2 separate regions of the Homo sapiens genome follow, and region 1 is linked to region 2. The links are chromatin loops, found by intact Hi-C in ENCODE. Cell type or tissue: CD14-positive monocyte. All regions are shown on one strand. Links, peaks and the distances in the headings refer to the core of each region. The heading gives the core; the rest is flanking DNA. Region 1 overlaps GAS7 (growth arrest specific 7). Region 2 overlaps GAS7 (growth arrest specific 7).

The links. A loop is a pair of places that touch in the nucleus more often than their neighbours do. Peaks named below come from ENCODE experiments on the same cell type or tissue, not always from the same donor. Only the 100,000 strongest peaks of a DNase experiment are listed, where the experiment ranks them.
Region 1: a loop joins it to region 2, with 3 times the contacts of the local background. A loop is called at or near these places in 2 of 110 quality-filtered maps.

What each region holds. Positions count from the first base shown.
Region 1 is chr17:10,150,121-10,162,724 of GRCh38, forward strand. All of the region lies in intron 1 of GAS7 (growth arrest specific 7), which reads right to left. Among named protein-coding and RNA genes, the nearest start is that of GAS7, 42 kb to the right of the region's middle. RefSeq lists an enhancer at 7,039-7,258. In CD14-positive monocyte, for the core only: no CTCF peak of the experiment used is centred there; a DNase peak (open chromatin) is centred at 6,961; H3K4me3 peaks cover 2,510 bases; H3K27ac peaks cover 5,550 bases.
Region 2 is chr17:10,058,273-10,070,876 of GRCh38, forward strand. All of the region lies in intron 1 of GAS7 (growth arrest specific 7), which reads right to left. Among named protein-coding and RNA genes, the nearest start is that of GAS7, 130 kb to the right of the region's middle. RefSeq lists enhancers at 1,520-1,619, 2,710-3,211, 10,108-10,607. In CD14-positive monocyte, for the core only: no CTCF peak of the experiment used is centred there; DNase peaks (open chromatin) are centred at 2,919, 4,859, 5,679 and 6,419; H3K4me3 peaks cover 1,132 bases; H3K27ac peaks cover 4,558 bases.

The DNA of each region.
Region 1 (12,604 bases), core at 2,651-10,650, 92 kb after region 2:
AATAAAGAAAAAAATATTAACTATTTTTTAAAGACCTAGAAATAGTGGTTAACCAACTAATCAGGAATTAAAAGGGCAGCATACCAGGTGATGACTCATTCACCAACTCCCAAGAGGAAGTGTGGTTGTGACATTTACGTTGATTTCATCTGACCTCCAACCTCAAACCCCAGGCACTCTCTTGCACACTTCAACTTTCCGTTTTCCTTTCTCCCTTCCGCCCATTCCCCTTTGACTCTTTCCTTTTCTTCCTCTCCTTTTCTTCTCTTTCTTTCTTTCTCTCAACTGGTTAAGTACACACACACACACACACACACACACACACACACACAAAGTGTAAATGGATACAGTGAAGGTAGTGGGCTTTTGAAATGTAACTTTTCTCCTTGCCTATAGAAGTTGTTGAATGAACACCTATGAGAGGCAGCAAATTGGAGTCATCTGGACTCAGTAATGAGGCTGTTACATTTCTTTTTTTTTTTTTTTTAGACAGGGTCTCACTCTCTTGCCCAGACTGGAGTGCAGTGGCACGATCTCGGCTCACTGCAACCTCTGCCTCACAGGCTCAAGCAATTCTCCTGCCTCAGCCTCCCGAGTAGCTGGGATTACAGGCATGCATCACTACCGCCCAGCTAATTTTATATTTTTAATACAGACAGGGTTTCACCATGTTGGCCAGGCTGGTCTCGAACTCCTGACCTAAAATGCTCCACCCACCTCGGCCTCCCAAGCTGCTGGGATTACAGGCGTGAGCCACCGCACCTGGCCAAGGCTGTTAAATTTCATTCAATCCAGGCATCATCATGGTGTGACCATAAGTGAGCAAGTCACTTTACTTCTGTGCCTCAGTTTCCCCACCTGTAAAATGGGGACAATAGTAGAACCTAACGCATGAAGTTGTTGTTAGGATTAAAAAGAATAGAACAAAGCTTGACACCCAGCAAGTGCTCTACAAAAAAGTAGAAGCCTGTGAACTGAGGCTGGTTCTGAGGTTCCCTGGACCTGACTTAAAAGCATATTTCCAGATGTCAGACTTCTTCTTTTTTTAAGTTTGGTTATTTTTTTTTAGAGATGGGGTCTTGCTCTGTTGCCCAAGCTGATTTCAAACTCCTGGGCTCAAGTGGTTCTCCTGCCTCAGCCCTGCTAGTAGCTGGGACTATAGGCACAGGCCAACATACCAAGTTAAAGGGTTTCGTTTGCTTGTTTTTGTTTTTGTTTTTTTTTTAAATACTTGTCACTGATGAAGCTCAGATGAAGCCTCTTTTAAGTATTGTTTTCTAACAATACTGTTTTCTAACAAAACTGTCACATGTTCATTTTTCTTGGTGATATTTTATCTTGTTATTAAATATTATTCTACGTCATTTAATGACAGCATTTAATGTGATTATAAGAGTCTATCATCAATCTACGTACCTACCTACCATCTATCTATTTATTTACAGATAGGGCCTCACTCTGTCATCCAGGCTGGAGTGCAATGGCATGATCATGGCTCACTGCAACCTTGACATCCTTGGCTCAAGTGAGTCTCCCACCTAAGCCTCCTGAATAGCTAGGGCTACAGGTGTACACCACCATGCCCAGCTACTTTTTTTATTTTTTACAGAGAAAGGGTTTCCCTAATGTTGCCCAAGCTAGTCTTGAACTCCTGGCTTCAAGCGCTCCTCCTGCCTCGGCCTCCCAAAGTGCTAGGATTACAAGCACGAGCCACCATAACCCAACCTAAATAAAGTTTTCCAGTTTTGACTTTTACTTCTGACACCCTTTCAGTTTCCCTTTGTTAATGGAAGAAGAGAGAGAATCACTGCTGCATTCCAAAATGGAAGGAAAAGAGAGCCAGGACTTTCAGTTGCCAGTGGCAGAAATCCAATCCACAAGTTTAAGCCAACACAAAGGAGGATTTATCAGCATGCATCACTGGAGTTCAGTGATGCCTGGTTCCAGGGACTCACACAATGTCTACAGGACATCTTCTCTCACCTCTGACTGGCTGTCACGTGTAGGTGGACTCTGCCCCAACTAGAGAGCCACTGGTAACTTCCTCCCAACTTAGCAACGTATCTTGGTTGACAAGCCCCACCAAAGTCACATGGCGGGGTGAGAATAGGGAAGTTCCCCGAAAAGATGGGAGATAGAACATTATGACAGGCAGATCAAAACAGAAGCTGTACCAATCCACTTTAGTCAGCAATCGACTCCCCAAGAGAATCTTATTGAGGAACGATTCTGTGCTCAGCACCGTCTAAGGCATGCAGGCGGAACACAGAAGGATTCATCACAATACCTTGACTTTGTAAAGCATCACTTCCCAGTGAAGAATTGACTGTGCGTGCATTAGCTCTTAACCCTTAGAGTTCCCAGTACTTAGCTTAATTTCACACATGACAAAAGGAGACCCACCTAGACCGAGTGACTCATTCAAGGTCACACAGCCAAGATGTGACTCCAGATAGACATTCCCCCAGTCCAGTGCCTCGTCCACTGCTGCCGTGTGCAAGGGGCCATGTTAAACATGACGGTGGAGAGCAAGATGGCAGAGGAGGAGACGCAGCCTTCAAGGCCTCTCTATATTAACATAAATGCTCCAATCTGTCAATTCAGGGTGGCATGTGCAGGTGCCGCTTAGGTGCCTCCTCCCAAGGAAGACAAGGCCCTGAGAGCTGAAGATGAGCAAGAGTTTCTAGAGGAGGACTTTGCAGGATGCAGGGAGATGGTGAGGAGGGCCAGACAGGCCAAGCAAGGGTAGGTGCGTGGCCATTTCTTACACTTCTTCAGAAATCAATGAGAAACCTGGCTGGGCACAGTGGCTCACACCTGTAATACCCAGCACTTTGGGAGGCGGGTGGATTATCTGAGGTCAGGAATTTGAGACCAGCCTGACCAACATGGTAAAACCCCATCCCCACTAAAAATACAAAAAAAAAAAAAAAAAAAAATTAGCTGGGCATAGTGGCGGGCACCTGTAATCCCAGCTACTCAGGGTAGCTTAGGCAGGAGAATTGCTTGAACCCAGGAGGAGGAGGTTACACTGAGCCAAGATCACGCCATTACACTCCAGCCCAGGTGACACGGCAAGCCTCCGTCTCAAAAAAAAAACACTGGGCGTGGTGGCTCACGCCTGTAATCCCAGCACTTTGGGAGCCCGAGGTAGGCAGATCACGAGGTCAGGAATTCAAGACCAGCCTGGCCAAGAGACCAGCCTGGCCAATATGGTGAAACCCCATCTCTACTAAAAATACAAAAATTAGCCGGGTGTGGTGGCGGGTGCCTGTAACCCAGCTACTTGGGAGGCTGAGGCAGGAGAATTGCTTGTACCCAGGGGGCACAGGTTGCAGTGAGCTGAGATCATGCCACTGCACTCCAGCCTGGGTGACAGAGTGAGACTCTTTGACTCACAAAAAAAAAAAAAAAAAGAAATCAATGAGAAACCTGAAGCCTGACTGGCTGGAACAGAAGGAATCCGTAAGAAATGAGTAGAAGAATAAAATAATAATGTTTTTTAAATTAGTATTGTTCTTTTAAATTATTTACATGTATTAAATCATTCATTTACTTTTCCTATTTTATGAAATAAGTCCCACTATCATGCCCATTTTACAGATGAGGAAATTGATGTACCAAAAGGTTTGAGCAACTTCCTGCAGGTCAGAGTGACCAAGCAGGCCAGGTGAGGTGGCTCATGCCTGTAATCCCAGCATTTTGGGAGGCCAAGATGGGAGGATCACTTGAGGCCTGGAGTTCAAGACCGGCCTGGGCAACATAAAAAGATTCATCTCTATAAAAACAACAAGTTTTAAAATGTAATTTAGCTGGGTGTGGTGGTATGCACCTGTAGTCCCAGCTACTTGGAAGGTTGAGGCAGGAGGACTGCTTGAGCCCAGGAGTTTGAGGTAATAAACACAATAATAATGTAATCTGGATCTATAATTCCAAATAATTTCATCATGGGACATGGTAGAGAAAAGATAGAAAGGAAAGTAAAAATATGCTGAGACTCTTGCCTTTTTGGCAAATAGAATATAAATGCTGGTTAACTGTAGTCTTTGATTAAAATATATATTAAAATATACATATTAAAAATTCACACAGGCCAAACTGGGTCTGATGGCTCATGCCTGTAATCCAGACAGTTTGGGAGGCCGAGGCAGGAGGATCACTTGAGCTCAGGAGTTTAAGACCAGCCTGGGCAACATAGAGAGACCTTGTCTCTACAAGAAATAAAATTAAAAATTTAGCCAGGCATGGTAGCAAACATCTGTGGTCTCAGCTACTCAGGAGGCCAAGGTGGGAGGATTGCTTGAACCCAGGAGGTCGAGACTGCAGTTAGCAGTGATCATGCCACTGCACTCCAGCTTAGATGACAGGGTGAGGCCTTGTCTCAAGAAAAACAAAAAAAAAAAATTCACAGGCCAGGCATAGTGGCTGACGCTTGTAATCCCATCACTTTGGGAGGCTGAGGCCAGAGGATCACTTGAGGCCAGGAGTTTGAGACCAGCCAGGGCAGTATAGTGAGACTGCCGCCCAACCGCCCATCTCTATTTTTCAAAAAGAAAGAAAGAAAAACAGAGTGACTGAGCAGAGATTCAAAACTCAGTCCAAACCCACTGGTTTCCCTGTGCTCTTAACAACTGTATCATGCTGTCTATGGGTGATGCTCCCCAGCCAGCTAGAAAACACCTTCACTATAGGTGAAAAGTGGTGCTCACTGCACTGTGTTCAGGAAAAGTGTGTCCTGGAGAAACGCTTCATAAAGGTGGAGCTACCATTACCCCAATCCCCAACCCCAGGCTACACACACACACACACACACACACACACACACACACACACACAAAACCCATGTCCACAGTCTGCATGGGAACCTCCATCCCTAAATCCTACTAAACCAATAACTCTTTTTTTTTTTTTGAGACAAAGTCTCACTCTTGTCCCCCAGTCTGGAGTGCAGTGGCACGATCTCGGCTCACTGCGACCTCCGCCTCCCGGGTTCAAGCGATTCTCCTGTCTCAGCCTCCCGAGTACCTGGGATTACAGGTGCGTACCAACACACCCAGCTAATTTTTTGTATTTTAAGTAGAGATGGGGTTTCACCATGTTGGCCAGGCTGGTCTCGAACTCCTGACCTCAGGTGATCCACCCATCTCGGCCTCCCAAAGTGCTGGGATTACAGGTGTGAGCCACCGTGCCCGGCCACCAATAACTCTTTTTAAGACAAGAAATATTAAAGTAAAAACAATTCCTCTCCCTCCACTTCCCTTCTCCCAAGACTCTTCCTTCTGATAGCCATGTTTTCAGGCTCACCCCCAGCTCTGCCCTATTCAGAAACCAAAGGTCCTCATAAAAGTATTTGTAATAATGTGTGAATGACTCGTGAGCTTCAAATAACTGTCTCTGCAGCAAATGGCCAGCCTCCAAATAGAAGCTAGTTCAAGCCAGTTTCCTTGGCTCATTTCCCACCGCTATGTCAGGGATCAATTTAGACCATGGCCTCCCTCCCATTTTCTCTTCCCTGGCGGTACCATTCTTCTGGTCCTCCCACTCCCATCCCAAAACTGGTCCACTCAGTCCTCTCCTGTTCAGAGGCAGCCTTCATGACAGTGTCGGAGACCCTAAGGGTTAAATATACAGCAGTGGTTTAAAGTTTTACCTGTATTTACTCATTTGATCCTTAAAATAACCCTAAGAGACATGTATTATAATGGTCCTATTTCCAGATGAGAAATCTGAGATACAGAAAGGTTATGTAATCTGCCCAGGGACTCACAGCTAGTAAGTAGTACAGCTGGCATTGACACCCCGCACTCTCTGAACCACTATGCCACACAGGCATGGATGAGCAACCCTCACCAAGAGTCAGGTTCGAAGGGAATACATTCTCTTCCAACCATGCAACTGACTTCCTTACTTGTTCCATTGCCCCAGCCTAGAGACGAGATTCTCTAACTCCGACCTAGCTTCTTTCCCAACTCTGACTTTTTCTTCTTGCTCCACCCATCCTTAGCTCCGCCACAATGTCCCTCTCTTTCCATCACTTTTTTGGTCCTTGATAATATTTCCTTCGTAAGCAGATTTCTCCAAACCTCTACCCTGGGGAGCCCATTCTGGCATTCCACCTCCTAAACCCATGTTCCTGCAAAGTGTCTCTGTTGTCCTAGCCCTCCATGCCACAGCCATGGGTGCCCTTCGCCTGTTTCTTGACTCAAGCCAGGCAGGAGGAGGATCTTTATGAACAAGATCCCCCACCCCATATGTCTGCATTTAATTTCAGATCAGTTCCTAGGCCAAAGCTCTCTTCCAAACTCGTCAAGAGAAGTTTTAAATATATTCTCCCAGAGCAAATAATTTTGTGTTTTAACATGGGACAAAGCTCTAGAAACATCTCTGGGCTGGTGACTCTCCACTTGCCTGTCGGGAGCTAGCTTTGGCCCTTCTCCTGCAGCTCCTGCACCAGAAGGCTGACCCACAGGGACTCCAGGGACCCTCGCACCCTCTGGCTACAGTGAAAGACAATTTGGCCACTGAAAGTCATAGGTAGGAGATGAAGGTTCATGAGGAAAGCGAGGTTGGGGTATTTTCACCAGTTCCCTCCTAGCAGGCTGCAGGCTGCAGGCTGGGGTTGGGAGTAGCAGTGGCTTCTTTAGAGCAGTCGGCCCCCTCCTGCTGCAGGCCTCCCTCCCTTTTCCCCTCTCTGGGCGTGCTTCCCCATCCTCTACCCTGCTCAAGCCTCTATAAACAGCCCCTCCTTCAAACTCCCCACTGCCTTCCCAATCAAGATCCCCCTCCAGGCACCCTCAATAGTGGAGTTCAGACACAGCCACTGAGGACAAGCTCTCTGCAAGCCCTGGACACCAAAGTATTTTGGTGACCACTTCCTCCTAACCAGGCCTTGGTCGGTGGCTCCTTCACAAAATGACATCTGAGAAGAAACAGAAAGCCAAATGAGGATGTGGGTGGCCCTGCTCCTCCCCGGACACAGACCCATGCATCATGACAAGGCCACACATGCCCAGTCACAGGATTTGACACATGGGACCCCTGGGAGAAGGAGGAAACACCCACGGCTTACAAACCCGCAGCAAACCCAGAGTCCTCAGCCTAGGAAAGGGGCTGGGGACAGGGCCTGACACCCTGAAGTGCAAGGCCTGCCAACCTTGGAGCTGACGAGGGGAATAATTTTTTTAAAGATCCATTACTGTCAACTGCCCCCGGGAACACCCTTCTTTGCACCAACTCCCCTGCCTTTCAATATGAAGACAAGTCTGACGCCTACGTGGGGAACTCAAAGTCACACTTCCTCTGGCAGCCGTTGGTCAAACCGCTTTATAAATCTGCTAATGATTTTGTGTTATCCTGCTAGACTGACACTCGTTGGAAAAAAAAGTTACATAACTGGAAATGATTAGAAGATAAGGCTTTGAGCATCATGCTTGGAAATTTCACTGCTCTGCCCAATTTTGGGCTGAGTTTTAACAAACCAGCATTTCCTGGCTCCTGACACTGGGAAGCCTTGTAGGTGTGAGAATCTGCTTCCAGTTAATAGTAGACACTTTGGAACCAGGTTTGTCACATGAATATACCCTTGGTCCTCCCGTCAGTCAACTGGACTCTTCACCCTCCCCGCAAAAAATTTAAAAGCCACCCTTAGACATATCACCCTTAGGCATATCACCCTTAGACACACACAATTTCACACACATGTGAAACCCAGATGGCCAGTAAGCATATAGGTACTCGTAGGCTGGACATGGTGGTATCCACCTGCAGTCCCAGCTACTCTAGGAGGCTGGGATGGGAGGATTGCTTGAGCCCAGGAGATTGAGGTTCCAGTGAGCTATGATCGTACCACTGCGCTCCAGCCTAGGCAACAGAACAAAATCCTGTTATTTTATTTTATTTTTATTTTTTGAGACGGAGTCTCGCTCTGTCACCCAGGCTGGAGTGCAGCGGCACAATCTCGGCTCACTGCAAGCTCTGCCTCCCAGGTTGATGCCATCCTCCTGCCTCAGCCTCCCTAGTAGCTGGGTCTACAGGCGTCCGCCACCACACCTGGCTAATTTTTTTGTATTTTTTTAGTAGAGACGGGGTTTCACCGTGTTAGCCAGGATGGTCTCGATCTCCTGACCTTGTGATCCACCCACCTCGGCCTCCCAAAGCGCTGGGATTACAGGCGTGAGCCACCGCACCCGGCCAATCCTGTTTTTTCTTTTTTTGGTAAAAAAAAAAAAAAAAAAAAAAAACAAGGCCAGGTGCAGGGGGCTCGCATCTGTAATCCCAACACTTTGGGAGGCCGAGGTAGGAGAGTCACTTGAGGCCAGGAGTTCAAGACCAGCCTGGGTAACATAGCAAGATCCCACCTCTATAAAAAGAAAAATAAAAAAAGATATGTGCATTACACTGTATGTAAGTTAATGCTCTGTATACTGAACTCCTTAGAATGAAGTATACTGCTGTTCTCAACTTACTTTGAAATGTTTCCAAAAAAATACGATTGATGGAAGGATAGAAGGTTAGATATGCAATAAAACAAGTATAAGAAAATGTTAATGGCGGAATCTGATGATGGGTATATAAGTGTGCACTGTAATTCTTGCAACTCTTCAAATTTTTCATAATAAAATTCTGAAAAATTGCTAATTAAAAAGGTAAAGAGGCCAAGCACAGTGGGGCACACCTGTAATCTCAGCACCTTGGGAGGCCAAGGTGGGAGGATCATTTGAGCTGAGGAGTTCAAGATCAGCCTGGGCAACATGGTGAAACCTCATCTCTTCTAAAAAATACAAAATATTAGCTGGGCATGGTGGCATGCACATGTAGTCCCAGATACTCGGGAGGCTGAGGTGAGAGGATCATCACCTGAGCCCAGGAAGTGGAGGCTGCAGTGAGCCAAGATCACACCACTGCACTCCAGCGTGGACAACAGAGTGAGACACTGTCTCTAAAACATATATATATATATATATATATATATATATATTAAAGATAACACACACGCACAATGTGAGACCCCTACACGTTCACCCAAATGACTAAAATCTGTAAAACCAGCAATGGCACACACAGACAAGGATGTAGAACTATGAGAAGTCACAGACAGTGCCAGTGGGAGTGGAACACTATTTGGTAGTATTTCCCAAGAGTAAACATATGATACACATATTCTATGACCTAGCAATCCTACCCCTAGGTGAATACCCAACACAAATGAGAGCTTTCGTCCACCAAAAACATGTACGAGAATGTTCAAGGTAGCACTGTTCATAATAGTATGAAAGAACCCAAAGATCCAAGAGTAGGATAAATAATTGATGGTGTATTTATTCATAGGGTGACACACTACACAGCAATGAGAATGAACTACTGCCACCCATAATATAGGTGAATCTCACAAACAAGGTGTTAAGTGAGAAAAGCCAGATGCACCCCCCCCAACCTCCATCACCAAAAAGAATAACTTCTCTATGCTCAGTTTATGTAAAATTTAAAACCAAGCAAAATTATTACACAATCTAGAAGTCAAGATCGGGGTCACCTTTGGAAGAGAGTACTGACTTGGAGAGAAGGTTTCTTAGGTCCTGGGTAAGTTCCGTGTCTGACGTAGATGCTCATTACAAGAGTGTTCCCAGTTTATGAAAACGCATCAAACTATACACATGAAGTGTGACCTTTTTTTTTTTTTTTTTGAGACAGTGTCTCACTCTGTCGCCCAGGCTGAAGTGCAGTGGCACGATCTTGGCTCCCTGCAACCTCTGCCTCCCAGGCTCAAGTGATCCTCCCACCTCAGTCTCCTGAGTAGCTGGGACTACAGGTGCATGCCACCACACCTAGCTAATTTTTTTGTAGAGACAGGGTTTCCCCATATTGCCCAGGCTGGTCTTGAACTCCTGAGCTCAAGTAATCCAACCACCTCAGCCTCCTGAGTAGCTGGCACTACAGGTGCGTGCCACCACACCTAGCTAATTTCTTGTAGGGACAGGGTTTCCCCATATTGCCCAGGCTGGTCTTGAACTCCTGAGCTCAAGCGATCCACCCACCTCAGCCTCCCAAGGTGCTGGGATTACAGGCATGAGCGACCCTGTCTGGCCAGGTATGACCGTTCTTCTGTATGTAGGTTACACTTCAACTTAAAAAATTTACACTAAAAATTGTATTAAAAAAAAAGGTGGATCTTCAAGCAATTCGTAGAGATCTAGGGGGTATTTTTAATTGTTTCTCTTTGATTTTGTCCCTATTTCTACTGCCCATTTAAAACACAGATATTAAATAAAACAGTTACAGGACCATATAGAGCTAAAAGCGACTTCGAAGATCACCTAGTTTAATTCCTCTGTTTTACAGATGTTGAGAGCTGAGGCTGAGAAAGCTTAAGAGACTTGCCCAGGTTACCTAGCCAGGAAGAAGAAAGGCACCTAGAGCCTGTGAATCCCAGCTCCCTGTCTAGTGGTCTCTCCACGGCATACCAAACCTCTGTAATCTCACCATGACTGCCTGGGCTCACCCTTGCCACCAGGCAGATCACATCACAGGTGCGCAATATGACATTTTCCTCTAACTATAATATAGAAAGTTAAGGAAGTATGTGCTTTGCTTGTCGTTTATTTCAGGGATGGGTCTCACTATGTTGCCTAGGCTGAATAGCAGTGGCTTCACACAGGCAAAATCATAAAACACTAAAACCTCAAACTCCTGGCCTCAAGCAATCCTCCTACCTCAGCCTCCCAAGTAGCGGGAACTGCTGGCATGAGCCACCACACCTGGTCATAATATGGCTGTTTTTGACAGGATGCAGTAAGTTGGAAGCCATAGAAATTGAAACCATACACACACACACACACACACACACACACACACACACACAGACGAAGGCATGGCAGTATTTATTGGCTCATATAACTTGGAAGTTCAAGAGTGTCTGGCCTTCAGTTGCAGATGGATCCAAGCACTTGAACAAGGGTCGCGGCTCCGTTTTGTTTGTTTGTTTGCGGTTTTTGTTTGTTTTTTGCTAGCTTCATTCTCAGGTGCTTCCCAAGTATTACCAAAGATGGTCATGGCAGCTCCAAGTTTATAATCTTCCTAGCTTTAACAACCCCAGGGGAAGAAAGCATTTCTTTGCCAAACTATACAGCAAAAGGTCCTAGGGAGGGAAGAAGCTCATGAACCCAGCTTGGGTGACATGTCCATTTCTGGTTCACTGTAGTGAGAGGGATTTAGGAGAGGCCTGGTTCTAACCAAACTCAAACCAGCTCCAACCAATAGTTCACTCATTTTCCAATGAACCCACTGCATCTGTGGTTCCCCAAAGAAAAATGGAAGTGTCGTTACCAGAAGAAGGAGAATCAGAGACAACAGACCACAAATATCCACTACAGTAGGTGCCATCTTGTCCTCTGACTCGAGCACTGTAACAGGATTTTACCATGTCAACGGGAAAGGAAGGTCGCAGACTTTGAACTTGAGCTTCCTGCAGACTCACATTCCCACACATTTCAGCTGACTGCTCAACAGTTAATCTTGACAGATCTCAGTTGTTCCACTCAGTCATTAACTATTACATTTAAATCAAATATGCCCTCCAGCCCAAGCCAAAAAACATACAATGATGGATGATGAAGCCAAATGCAAATGTCCAGTTGCCAATCTGCCTTACAAAAACGCCTTCCCAGGCCGGGTGCGGTGGCTCATGCGTGTAATCCCAGCATTTTGGGAGGCCGAGGCGGGCGGATCATGAGGTCAGGAGATCGAGACCATCCTGGTTAACGCGGTGAAACCCCGTCTCTACTAAAAAACATACAAAAAATTAGCCAGGCGTGGTGGCGGGCGCCTGTATTTCCAGCTACTCAGGAGGCTGAGGCAGGAGAATGGCGTGAACCCGGGAGGCGGAGCCTGCAGTGAGCCGAGATTGTGCCACTGCACTCCAGCCTGGGCGACAGAGCAAGACTCCATCTCAAAAAAAAAAAAAAAAAAAAAATCGCCTTCCCAGAATGCTGGCAGAACCCTTCCGAAGGCTCCCAGTCTGAAGGTGCTAATATCGCCCAGGCACATGCTGGTCCCTCTGAGATAAACTGAAAGCAGTGACTTGGCTTGGGATTGTCCCTGCTCTGACAGCCCGGCCTGAAGAAGCAGCGCTGCCCAGTGTAAGAATCACACAGTCTGTGCTGAGAAGCTGGGCGGGCTTATTTCAGGGGGAAAAACATCACACTGAATCCTCTCTCTCTAGGAGGGAGCTGTATATTTTATGAATGGTGTGAACCACTCCTGGATGTTACTTCCTGAATTTATTTAAAGAATTTAATGTATCCTTCAAGTTTCCTGGGTCCCCCCTCCCACTCATTCTTGACAAGCACTCTGGGGGAGCTTGTATCTTTTGATTTTTTTAAAGAAGGAAAAAAATACCAAGGGATTGCCGAAGTCCCAGTTTGCTCCACGAGTCACTTTTTAAAAGTTTGATCTTTTCATGTCACTGGCTATTTACTGTGTTAAGTTTCCAGAGATGTATTAAGTGAGAAAAAACAGCCACATCTGATCAGTCCATATTTTTCTATGAATCAATAACTTGTCATAAAAGAAGAGCAGAAATTAGTTGCCTATTAAAAATGTTCAAATG
Region 2 (12,604 bases), core at 2,256-10,255:
AACAAAACAAAACAAAGCAAACAAAAAAAAATTAGCCAGGTGTGGTGGCAGGTGCCTGTAGTCCAAGCTACTCAGGAGGCTGAGGCAAGAGAATGGCGTGAACCCAGAGGCGGAGCTTGCAGTAAACCGAAATCACGCCACTGCACTCCAGCCTGGGCTACAGAGCGAGACTCCGTCTCAAAAAAAAAAAAAAAATCTGTCAAATGTTTGATGTTATAGGAGAAGCCCGAATGACATATTCTGACAGCAATAAAATTGTACTACATTTCACACCATACTGATCAGAGGAGCCGTCTGAAGAACTCCATCTTCGGACAACTCCTCTGGCTGGGCCAGTGTTCTGATACCGGTGCCATCCTCTCCCAGACTCAGGAGAACAGAGCTGTGGCCTGCTATGGTGAGATGCCTTATAGTTTGCAACCCACTCTGCTCTCAGACACATCACACCCCTATCACAGTCCTCAATAGGTTCACACTGGCCGTAACATTGACTCATTGCAATGCCAGGGGAAGATATTTAGCACATCTTGAGGTTAGGTGGGGAAATAGAGCCTCAGAAAAGTTGACAAAATGGTCACACAGGTAGAAAGTGGCTGAATCCACGCAAATCCAAGTTTTGTAGATTCAAACTTCCATGCTCTTTCCAGAGGCCGATCCAGATCAAGTTATACAATCCTGTGTTCATTACACGTCTCCGGCTTGCAAAACCAGAAAGGAACATCAGGGTATGCTGTCCACGCTGTATCCCCTTTCACTGTTGTGTACACCCACACGCTGCCTGGTCCCATGACAGAATGCGCACAAACGTGGCATGCATGAGTAAGTCAGAAGACCAGTGTGGACCTGGTTTCCCATCCCACTTTCCCCAGGGCAGCTGTGTGACATCTGGCAGAGCGTGTCACCTCTCTGAGCATCTCCCTCATCTAGAACCTGGGGGAACTGTATCTGCTGGTTCCCAAGGGCCTTTTCAGGCTTCTCCTGAGAACTCTATTATGCTACTTGGAGCCACGTGGCCTCTACAAATTCTCGCTACACTGGGGAATTAAGAAAAGGCAAACTGAGGAGGAGAAGATCCAAAACAGGAAACTGAGGTAAATCCCCGGAAATCAAGAAAAACTCACTTCCCACAGAGCTCATCTCAGATACTTCCCCTGCCCAAGTGGCTTTCTCTTCTTTCCAGACCCTTGGGTCATGGTGCGACCCAGACTCACTGGATGCATGAGGAGGACTGATACACGGGAAGACAGAAGAATCCCCCAAATCCCCCCCAGAGCAGAGCCAAACCCTAGCCAAGCAAGAGGTCATCCAAGGAAGATTTCTCCTCCTGCAGGAGTGGCGGCTGCCTCGCACTCAACCTGGTCCAATTAGCTTCGAGCATCTGCATCAAAGATAACCAGCAGAGCCCTGGTTCCAACTCACCTCAGCCTTGTGGTGTGTCCTTATGCAAATCTGACACGCTGGTCATTTTCTGCCACCATCCCCACATCCGCTGCTTCCCCGTGGCATCGGCTAATTCACTGTGCAAAGCAGCATTTATATATAGAAAGTTGCAGCCACGCAGGTTAGCATTAAAATAGAGACTTGACGTTGCCGTGGCAACCAAACAAATGATATTCAAAATGAAAGAGAAGTATTCTGCAATCGGGAAAGCATGTCCACAGCCTTCCAGGGCAGCTGGGCCCTTTCCCCCTGAGGGTGGGTGGGATGCCTCTGGAGAAGTGCCTGGTCCTGATGAACCTCCACCTCCCCATTAGGTCACCCACTCTGCTTTCAGCAGCAGCCATCATCCCCTGCACATGCTCCTTCCGGTCTAGAGTGGACCCAAGGCCAAGACACTGAGGGAGTGTGATAATCCAACCAGGTAGAGCAATTTGCAAAAACTCTACTCCTTAAAGCGCCGAGGAGAAGCAGCCCTGGTGCTTTAGTAAGGGTGCTTCTGGAAACAAGGCTGGCCTTCTGCCACTGCCTGCCATAACGAAGAGTCGAGAGGCCACCAGCTAGCCGAGTGACACTGGGCAGGCTTCTGTACCTCTCTGAGCTTCCAGCTTAAAATGAGCTGGGAGTGGGAGGAGGGAGCAGCAGCGCAGGGTCTTCAACCTCATGACTCCGGGATGTGCAACTTTTCCCTGCTACCACCACCTCCTTTTTCTACATTCCTCTTGGATATTGCTGAAGCCCCAGGGCCAGACAGAAGTTACTGATTCCCAGGTCTGGCACATGGAATAACCCTGTCACTTTCATTCTGTACACCTGGCCACCACCCAGAAAGCCCGCAGTCCCCAAGACAGAATGCCTAGATTCTGGTCTTCAAGGAGCTAGGGGCCTTGAACAAATCTTGGACCTTTCTGGGGCTCATTTCTAAATGTCAAAATCAAGTGTTATCTAGAAAGACTGAAATTAAAAAGAATGACAATACCAAGTGCCGACAAGGATGCAGAGCAACTGGAATTCTCACACGTTGCTCGTGCGAACACAAAATGGTATGGTCCTTCTGCAGAGCAGTGTGGCAGTTTCCTGTAACATTAAACATACATTTACCATGTGGCCCAGCGATCCCACATGTAGCCTGTGTTTCTGAACCAGGGGCGACTTTGTCCCCCCTGAGGACATTTGGCAAGCCTTGGACACATTTATGGGTTGTCATGACGGAGGTGGGAGAGGCTGAGTGAGTGCATTAGCTCCCTGCAGAGACCTCTGTTGTTTCCAAAGAGACACCTAGAACCAAGAGTATCTCTGACCTAAGCTGAGGGCTAGAGAGTGGCCTTGGCTGTGCAAATCCACCGAAGGCTCTGTAAATGGTCTCCCTTCTGACCCAGCCCAAGCTCCTAAGCCAGGACCAAAACTGACTGTGCCAATCTGCTTCCCTCTCCTGGAGCAGTTCCCAAACCAAATGCAAACCTCATGGTTGCCCCACTGAACCCTGGAAGAACACAACTTCCTACTTACCCAGAACAACAACTTCAAAGCCACTTTGCGTGGTTGCTGGCTCCGAAGCCACACAGAGATGACGGATTACAAGGAAGAAATCAGAACCATATGGATTTCATATTCAGCAAAATAAACAGAATTACAGCATTGGGGTTGGGCTCAAGAAACCAGGGGACTGTGTGTTTGGCCCAGAGCCCAGGCTTGGTGGCCCCCAGCATGGGCTGGGCTCTCCTGGCCTCTCCTCCCCACCCATGACTCCCACAAACAGCGCCAGGGGCGTCCAGCCTGCTGTCTGCCCCTCCTTGCCAAGGCCCCAGCAAGCAATCCTGCTTCGGCTGACATTTTCGTGTTTTATTGAGTTTTTTTATATCCTCTTTTATGGCACAGTTGAAGATAGTTCAGCTTCTTTTCTAGCTTCGTCCAAAGATGCACACAAGCACCGACAGGAATGCGGTGTCGTTAATGACAGTGTGACAGCTCTGGAGCCTCTGGGGGGAAGCTGTAGGAAGGGGCAGCTGTGGCACCCACCCCCTTTCAGGCCCCTGGTTCATTTCTCCCACAGCGAACTGTGCTGGGCGTTCCCACTCCCAGCCTCCCTCTCAGGCCAGAACAGAGGAACTCTTTCCTCTCCTGGTTTCTAGGGGAACAATATGGCACTCCATGTGTAGCCTGTGTTTCTGAACTAGGGGCGCTTTTTCCCCAGGGGCCAATGGGGCAATACTTGGTGACATTTACTGGCCAAGGACGCTGCTAAACACTCAACAATGCACAGGACCGCCGCCCACAACAAAACAACCATCCAACCCGAAATGTCAACAGTAACATGGCCGAAAACCCTGGTACAGACACACTGACCAGGCTTCAGTTGGTTCCCGGTGCCCCCGACCCAGGTGCATGTCCACGGAGGGATCAAGCTCAGGACTTTTAGAGATCACAGACAAGTTCTGACCTACATGAAGGAGGAAATTTACCATTCTGGTAATTACTTTAAAGTAAATTCTAGGCTGGGCACAATGGTTCATGCTTGTAATCCCAGCACTTTGGGAGGCCAAGGCGGGTGGATTACTTGAGGTCAGGAGTTCAAGACCAGCCTGGCCAACGTGGCGAAACCTCGTCTCTACTAAAAATACACAAATTAGCTAGGCATGGTGGTGCACACGTGTAATCTCGACAACTCAGGAGGCTGAGACATGAGAATCACTTGAACCCGGGAGGTGGAGGTTGCAGTGAGCCGAGATTGCGTCGCTGCACTCCAGCCCAGGCGACAGAGTGAGACTCTGTCTCAAAAATAAAATAAAATAGAAAATAAAATAAGTTCTACAACTGATCGAGATATCATTTGATCTTCCAATGATTCTCCATGGATATAGAGAAAAGTTAAACAAACTTTAAAAACATAAAACACATCTTGCCCATAGAAACCACACGAACACAGTGGGCACAGATCATTTAAATATCCTGATGTGAATAACTTTAAATAACACAGCTAATTCTGCTTTGCTGGTGGGTTGCTTTTTGGTCTCAGAAATCCCTGAACCAGCAAATCAGGGCTGCTCACATCCCTATTCTCTCCCTTTCCTTTCTTCTCTCCCCCAGGAGTGCTGAGCCACCATTAGCTGACACTAATTCCTAATGACCCTGCAGATCTCAGCTCCCACCGCAAATGCCCTCTCACCCCCCAGGATCCTGTGGGTAGCCGAGCAGTCCTGCACCACGTGAGTGAGGCCTGCAGTACTTGGGGCAGCCCAGGGGAAGGCAGGGATGTCCAGGGAGCTCCATCCACACTGTGCAGACATCAGGGGGCACACAGTAGGATGGACCCCTCCCCACAGCAAAGGCAACCCTTGCCTCGCTCTGTGCTCCCACTTACCTGCTGGCTGGGTTTGCCAGAGTGGGCCAAGAAAGGGAAGCAGAGTGGCTCTGTGGTGGTTTCATGGGGTTTCCCCTAGAGGAACAGACAGGCAGAACTTGCTAATGCCACTTCTTTGTCATTCTTGCAAAAGGAGTTCCTGCTCCTGCCTACCTCCATCAAAATAATAGGCAACGGCATGGTGGCACCTGGCACGTGTGTGTGCGCGCGCACGCGTTTGTGTGTCTGTGTGTGTGTGTGCGTGCGCATGATACTCACAAAGACGTCCCCATGTCCTACACCTCAGGAGGACCCCTTCCATCCTGCTCTCTCTGCTGAGGAAACCTCTTATTTAACTTCTCAGTTGCAATGATCCACCATTTTCTGCCAAAGCTACCATCTCTGCTCCAAAGCAGAGAAGCAGCAGCTCCGGCAAAACCCTGACAAATCATCTAGTTTCTATGATTATGCTTATTCCAGAGAATGAATTCAAGGTTCAAACAGTTCGGCAGTTTGCCCCAGGCAAACTGGGGCAGAGTGCATACACTTAAACAGCTAATAATGGCGGTGCCGAGATCAGGGTGTCAGGGTGAGGATCTCATCCAAGGTCAGGCTGCTAACAAGATACGACACTGAGGGCTCAGCCCTGCACATCTGGCTCTGGAACTCTTAACTCATCACCTCCACTCTAACCTGTTCACCACGGCAGCTTCCTGACCACCGTCTAGTATGGCTCCACCCTGGGTCACCCTCCCTGGTCAAATGCTTCCTTCAAGACACTCAGGTCATGGGCTTCCCCTTGCACGGGTGGTGAGGGGGGCAGAGGAAGCATCTTTTTTTCATCCAGCCACAGCAGTTTCTTTGTTGCCTCAATGCCCCTAGTGAGTCACCTCCTCCAAAGGCCATTGCCAAAGAGAGCACCATTTTAGCACGAGCGCTCGTCCCCACTTCCCTTTTCCATTTCCCAACATGGCCCTCACCAGCTCGAACATTAGTCACACACGTGCCAACAGAAGTTCAAAGATGCTCCGATAATGTGATTTGTAAACACGAAGTCCCAGCAGCGGCGGCTGCTGCAGCTTCTTGGCTCTCTCACTCAATCCCCTACACCTTCTGGGGCCTCCCAGATTGACGTTTTCATTTCCCGGGCTCCACGACACGCAGGGACTGTGAGTCTGCTTTTCACACGTGGGAGTCTCGTGCCAGAGGCTGGGGCAGAGGAAAAGCCTCACAGCATGATCTGGCATTTCCAAGCACACCGTGGGGGTCTGTGACCTACAAAGCACAGCAGGCTCTCGTAGCATCTGTATGCTGTGTGGGCCTGCCCAGCAGGCCATACGTACCCCGGCTTCTGAAAGAAGCACCCTGATTTTTCTACTGTGGAACCACCTCACCTCATTCTCAGCCCTCGAGGTTTCCGGGAGCAAGTGGCTCCTGCCTGGCCAATTAGCACGTGCCCTCTCCCCAACCACGGTACTAGTTCACGAAGGGGCATATTACCCATCTGGGGCTGGATACCTGGAATTTGGTTTTGGAATTACTGGGGAAAGATGTATTACTATGACAAGATGCAAGCCTGAAGCTGCTGATGGTCACGCTGACAACTCGCAGAAGTCTCACTGAGAATGGAGCCAATGCAGAAGGAAGAGGGCTGATGAGGAAGACAGGGAATCAGAGATAGAGAAACATCAGACTGCTGACACTGTTTGTTTAAGCCACTTGATCAAACCATGCCTGAAGCTGAACTTCCTGGGACTGTTCCTTTTTTGTCTGAATCCAATTTGAGTGGGATTTCTTTTCACTGGATCTCGCTCTGTCCCCAGGCTGAAGTACAGTGGTACAATCATAGCTCACTGCAGCCTCAAACTCCTAGGCTCAAGTGATCCTCAGCCTCTCAAGTACCTGGGACTACAGGTGTGTGCCACCACACCTAGTGAATTTATTTTTTATTTATACAGATGGGGGTCTCACTACGTTGCTGAGGCTGGTCTCAAACTCCTGGGCTCAAGTGATTCTTTTGCCTTGACCTCCCAAAGAGCTGGGATTACAGGTCTAAGCCTGAATAGGATTTCTGTAACATTTAATAGAAAGAGTCCTGGCTAATAGTTCCTTGGTAAAGGGCAAGGTATACAGATAGCAACAATCAAAACTAAAGAACATAAAGCAGGGAGAATTTAGAGATTTGGTTCCTTTCTTGAGCCTGCACTTGTGGGTAAGCTTCTCTTCCAAAGATATCTGCATTTCTAAAAACCTTCCTTTGGCCACTATAACACTTGGTGTCTTAAAGCAACAGAAATGTATTCTCTCACAGTTCTGGATGCCAAGCTTCCAAAAATTAGTATCACTGAGCTGAAATCAAGGTATTGATAGGGCCATACTCCTCCCAGAGGGTCAAGGGGAGAACTCAGTCCTTGACTCTTTCAGCTCCTGGTAGCCGCTGGCATTCCTTGGCTTGTGGCTGCATCACTCAAATCCTACTTCCCCAATCATACCCTTTGTCTTCTATCTACAGTCAAATCTCCTTCAGCTTCTCTCTTATAAAGATGCTTGTGATTACATTTAGGGCTTACTCAGATAACCCAGGAAAACCTTCTCAATTCAAGATCCTTAACGTCATTGTACCTGCAAAGACTCTTTTCTAAATAAAATAACATTCCCAGGTTCTGGGGATTAGGACGTAGACAATCTTGGAGAGCCACTATCAGCTGCCCTCATCAGGCCAAGTTGGACCATGGATCAGAAATGTTGCTGTCAATACCTCTGATGCTTCCCCAGGTCCTCCTGGCTGGGACCTCTGGGGCCAACTGTGCCAGTCACATAACACTGGAAGAAGAAATAGCCAGAATGTTGGAGCTGGACTCAGAGTGGAAGATATGCAAGAGCACAGAGTGCCAGGGAGGTTCAGCAGGATTGGGAGCCCCAAAGGAGGTCTATCCGGAGCTCAAGTTAGGGGGCTGTATGCTTGGGGCCAAAATGTAACTTGACCTTGAGATAAGATGAAGGGAATTACAGTATACCCCTCTCCATAACCCCATTTCCCCAGTGACCAGATTGCTATGGCGTAGGGTAGGAAGGCACCATCTGTAGTGGAAATGGGAGGGAGAGGAAAGTAGGGACTGAAGAAGCACAAGAGAGACTGTGACAAGGAGCCAAGGCCAGGCTAATTTGTCGCCCAAGCTGGAGTGCAATGGCATGATCTCGGCTCACCACAACCTCCGCCTCCCGGGTTCAAGCGATTCTCCTGCCTCAGCCTCCTGAGTAGCTGGAATTACAGGCATGCGTCACCACGCCTAGCTAATTTTGTATTTTTAGGAGAGATGGGGTTTCTCCATGTTGGTCAGGCTGGTCTCAAACTCCCGACCTCAGGTGATCCGCCCGCCTCGGCCTTTCAAAGAGCTGGGATTACAGGTGTGAGCCACCACACCCAGCCTGGCCAGACTACTTTTTTTTGTTTTGTTTTTTGTTTTGCAGAGACAGACTCTTGCTATATTGCCCAGGCTGGTCTTGAACAGCTGGCCTCAGGCCATCCCCTCACCTCAGCCTCCCAAAGCACTGGGATTGCAGGTGTGAGCCACTGTGCCTGGCCTACAAGGTCAATTTTTTTAAAAACAGTTAACTGTTTATTTCAAGGTCTATTAATTAGGAAAAAACATATAAGTAGTTTGAAAGCCTGAGATGTGACTGTCATTCTGCAGGACATCAGGACAGCCTTTCTCTGCTTGGATTGGCTCCTGGGGTCACTGAATTTTGGAGTCAGGGGGAGCATTTCTAGGTCACCAAGTCCTGACAGTGTAGTGGTGAAGAGAGTAGACTTGGGAGCCAGACTGCCTGGGTTCAAATCCATGCTTTCCCAGGACAAGTTGCTTGATCTAGCTGGACAATCTCAAGTCAGCAATTCCCGTGAAGACAAAAAATAATAATGATGATGTAAGTATTAATAATAATACCTGTTACAAGGATCAAGTGAGTTAATAATGTACACAAAGCATTAAAAATTGGCCTCTCTTTGCTGACACTGCAGGCAAGTGATAGCTCCTTCTCCCAGCTCCATGGTTCTGCCATCCTTTACAAAAGGCTCTGATGAAATATGGGGGAGGGATGGGGTGGCGGGAGTGGAGTTTCCAGCCCACCACAGCAGAGGCTCCTCTGCCTTCCATTTTATTCCAACTCCCTTCACTTCTTCATGCAGACAAGTGTCCCACTTCTTTTTTTTGAGATGGAGTCTCGCTCTGTTGCCCAGGCTGGAGTGTAGTGGCGCGATCTCGGCTCGCTGCAACCTCCGCCTCCTGGGTTCAAGTGATTCTCCTACCTCAGCCTCCCAAGTAGCTGGGACTATAGGCGCATGCCACCACACCTGGCTAATTTTTGTAGTTTTAGTAGAGACGGGGTTTCACCATGTTGGCCAGGCTGGTCTCGAACTGCTGACCTTGTGATCTTGCCTCAGCCTCCCAAAGTGCTGGGATTACAAGTGCCCGCCACCACACCTGGCCAAGTGCCCCATTTCTGAGCTTACCTCAGCCCTATACCCCCACCCCCTCTGGCTAGGGGGTAATCAGAAGGAAGACCAATAGGACCAATGCTGAATACCTGCCTGGTGATTCACACAGAATAATCAGGCCAACCTCAAGCTAGGAATGTCTGCAAACACCTGTCCTAGTCCCCCTACACCATGACAGTTCTTTGAAAATACATCCCAGACACTCTCCATTAACCCTGCCCAGCCCTGGTTCAGGGTGGGCCTGATCGGAGACCATCAACCATCTCCTGTAAGTCTAAACAGAGGCTCAGACCGGGAGAAATAGATTCATACATAACTGAATCAGGTCCTTCGGAGGAAAGTTGATATCAACATTCCTTAACCTTGACACTAACCACTGAGGTGTGGTCACTGTTACGTTTTGTAAAGAATCGGGGTGTGGCCTCTCTGATATTATAGGTCCAAACCAATGGTCTCTACCTTGGTCATTCCCATGAAAACTATTTTGGGATTGTGCTCTGTCCTTCAGAGGCTTAACACAAACCATACCTGAGACTTCAGCCACACATAAACACACTCCAATACTTCCTCCCAAACCTTTTAAGCTGCTTTGTACGAAGCACAGTGACATCACACAGCACCCCAAAGAGGGACAGGCACCCCCATATGCACTTGATAGGCCGGCTCTTCCCAGAAGCATCATCAACTCCTTCAGGGCGCTTCCCTAAGTTTGATCCTAGGAGAACTTCTGCGGAACCTTTGCTAGAAAGCCCCTGACCCATTGAACCAGGATGACCCACTGACCCAGATGAAGCCCTGGGTTTCCTTCCCTGACCTGAAAACAGAGGCAGGCTATGCTGGGAGTTCCCAAAACCACCCTCAGCTCTGATGTTTCCCAGAAGGACTCATGGGACTCAGCATATGTTTTACTTCTGGTAAAGACTTATGGCCAGACACAGTAGCTCACACCTGTAATCCCAGCACTTTGGGAGGCTGAGGCAGGAGGATCACTTGAGGCCAGGAGTTCAAGACCAGCCTAGACAACATAGCAAAACCCTGTCTCTTAAAAAAAAAAAAAAATCACAAAATTAGCCAGGCATGGTGGCACACGCCTACAGTTCCAGCTTCTCGGGAGGCTGAGATGGAAGGATTGCTTGAGCCCAGGAGTTTGAGGCTGCAGTGAGCTAGGATCGTACCACTGCAATCCAGCCTGGGTGACAGAGTGAGATCCTGTCTCTATTTTTTTTTTAAGGGTCTTATTACAGCAAAAAAATACAAAGCAAAATCAGTGAAGGGACACAGAACCTGGGACAAGGTCCTGAGAAAACCAGGCGCAAGTTCAGGAGTCCTCTCCCAGCAGTCACATAGGATGTGCCTAATTCCTCCAGCAGTGAGTCCTGGTAGCATGTGTAAAACACTGTCTAGCAGGTAAGCTCATTACAGACTCAGTGCCCAGAGTTTTTATAAGGAGCTGGTCATGTAGGCATCCCCTGCCTAGCACAAACATGAATTGCAGACTCCCTGAAGAAATCCAGGTATTCAGCACAAACCGTATTACTCACATGAACAGTTTAGAGAACAGCCACCCTTACTATTCAGGGAATAGTGGGAGCCCTTCCTAAATGCAAGTTCCCAGACACCAGCCAAGGAACAATGTTGCCAGCAGGCCTTTCTAAGGAGGGCTCCCCGGCCTGCTACGTTGACTCTCTCTGCACCATGTCCGTGGAATGGTTACTTGAAGGGATTTCCCCTTTTGTCTGCCCATCCAGTGGCAGAATCCTGCCACTAAATCCTCAACAGGTGACAAGCCTCTCAAACACTTGTGCGGACAGAGAGCTCACTCCCTCACAAAGCTTCCTCTTCCATGTTGGCCTGTGATCCTTGCTAGTCCAGGAACACCAGCCTCTGAGTTCAGTATTTCATGCCAATAAACACTTCACATAATAACCACCACTACTATGATGTTGGGTCAGGCCTTGGGCCAAGCACATGACAAGCATGAGCTCATTTAATATTAATGTTTTATGATGGAGTCAACTATGCCTTAGAGACGCAAAGCGACTTGCCCAAGGTCACAGTGTTAATGGGTTTGAACTGTGGTCCATTTGACCCCACAGCCGGAGACCCTGAACCTCCCACACCCAGTATCTCCCGGGAGCCTATCTTTCACTGATCACCATTCTAATTTTCAGCATACTCTCATACCACTTTTTCCTCTTATTTGCTAATATTTTTAGTTGACTCACTTTTTTCTTTTAAAAATTGCACTGAACAGAAAATTGATGTGAGTCTGTGAATGGAAAACTAGTGACATTTGCCAGAAATCTATAATAACCATAAAAATAACCACAACAAACACCAAGCAATGTTATTCAATCTTTGCTGGATACTGCTACCTGCTGAGGCCTGCCCTCACCCGGCACCTCCCAAAACTTTCTCCTCAATGTAATCAGAAGCAAGGAGAGAACTGCAAAAGGAATACCCTTCTCTTGATGTGATTCACTGGTACTGAAAGTCTCGTCCAGAGACCACCTAAACCCATCTTGGCACAGCATCTCGGGAAATGCTATACTAGACCATAGGCACTAGATGACCTGCCCTGTTGAGCTCATTAGTCCCAGCAGGGACTCCTAGCTTTCTATGCACCCCACTCCTCTATCCCCAGTCTTGAGGTTTGTTCCATCTCCTTCCTCTCTCATTCATTCTCATTTATTCGCCAACTTTTGTGGCCACTAAGTCCTGGGAATCATCCAGCCACCAGCCTGGGTCAGCTGCCCAGCCTCCCAGCCCAGCTCTCCCTTCGTTCTCTCTCTTCTTTTTTTTTTTTTTTTTTTTTTTTTAATTTTTAATTTTTGGAGATGGAGTCTCGCTCTGTCACCCAGGCTGGAGTGCAGTGGCACGATCTCAGCTCACTACAACCTGCGCCTCCCAGGTTCAAGCGATTCTCCTGCCTCAGCCTCCAGTGTAGCTGGGACTAAAGGCCTGCGCCACCATGCCTCGCTAATTTTTGTATTTTTAGTAGAGACGGGGTTTCACCATGTTCGCCAGGCTGGTCTCGAACTCCTGACCTCTGGTGATCTGCCTGCCTCAGCCTCCCAAAGTGCTGGGATCACAGGCGTGAGCCACTGTGCCCGGCCTCCCTTCATTCTCTTTCTGTTTTCATGGGTTCTGCTCAGCTTACCAGGCTACTAGCCTGGTCTTGCAGAGAGAAAATGCCAGCAAAGATGCCGTCCCTCCTGCCCTATTCTAAATCTAGAGTCTAGGGAGAGGGAGGCAGAGGCAGAATGGGGACATCACAACCTATGGGACAGAGGTTGGGGTGGTGGCGAAGGAAGAGCATACAGAGAGTA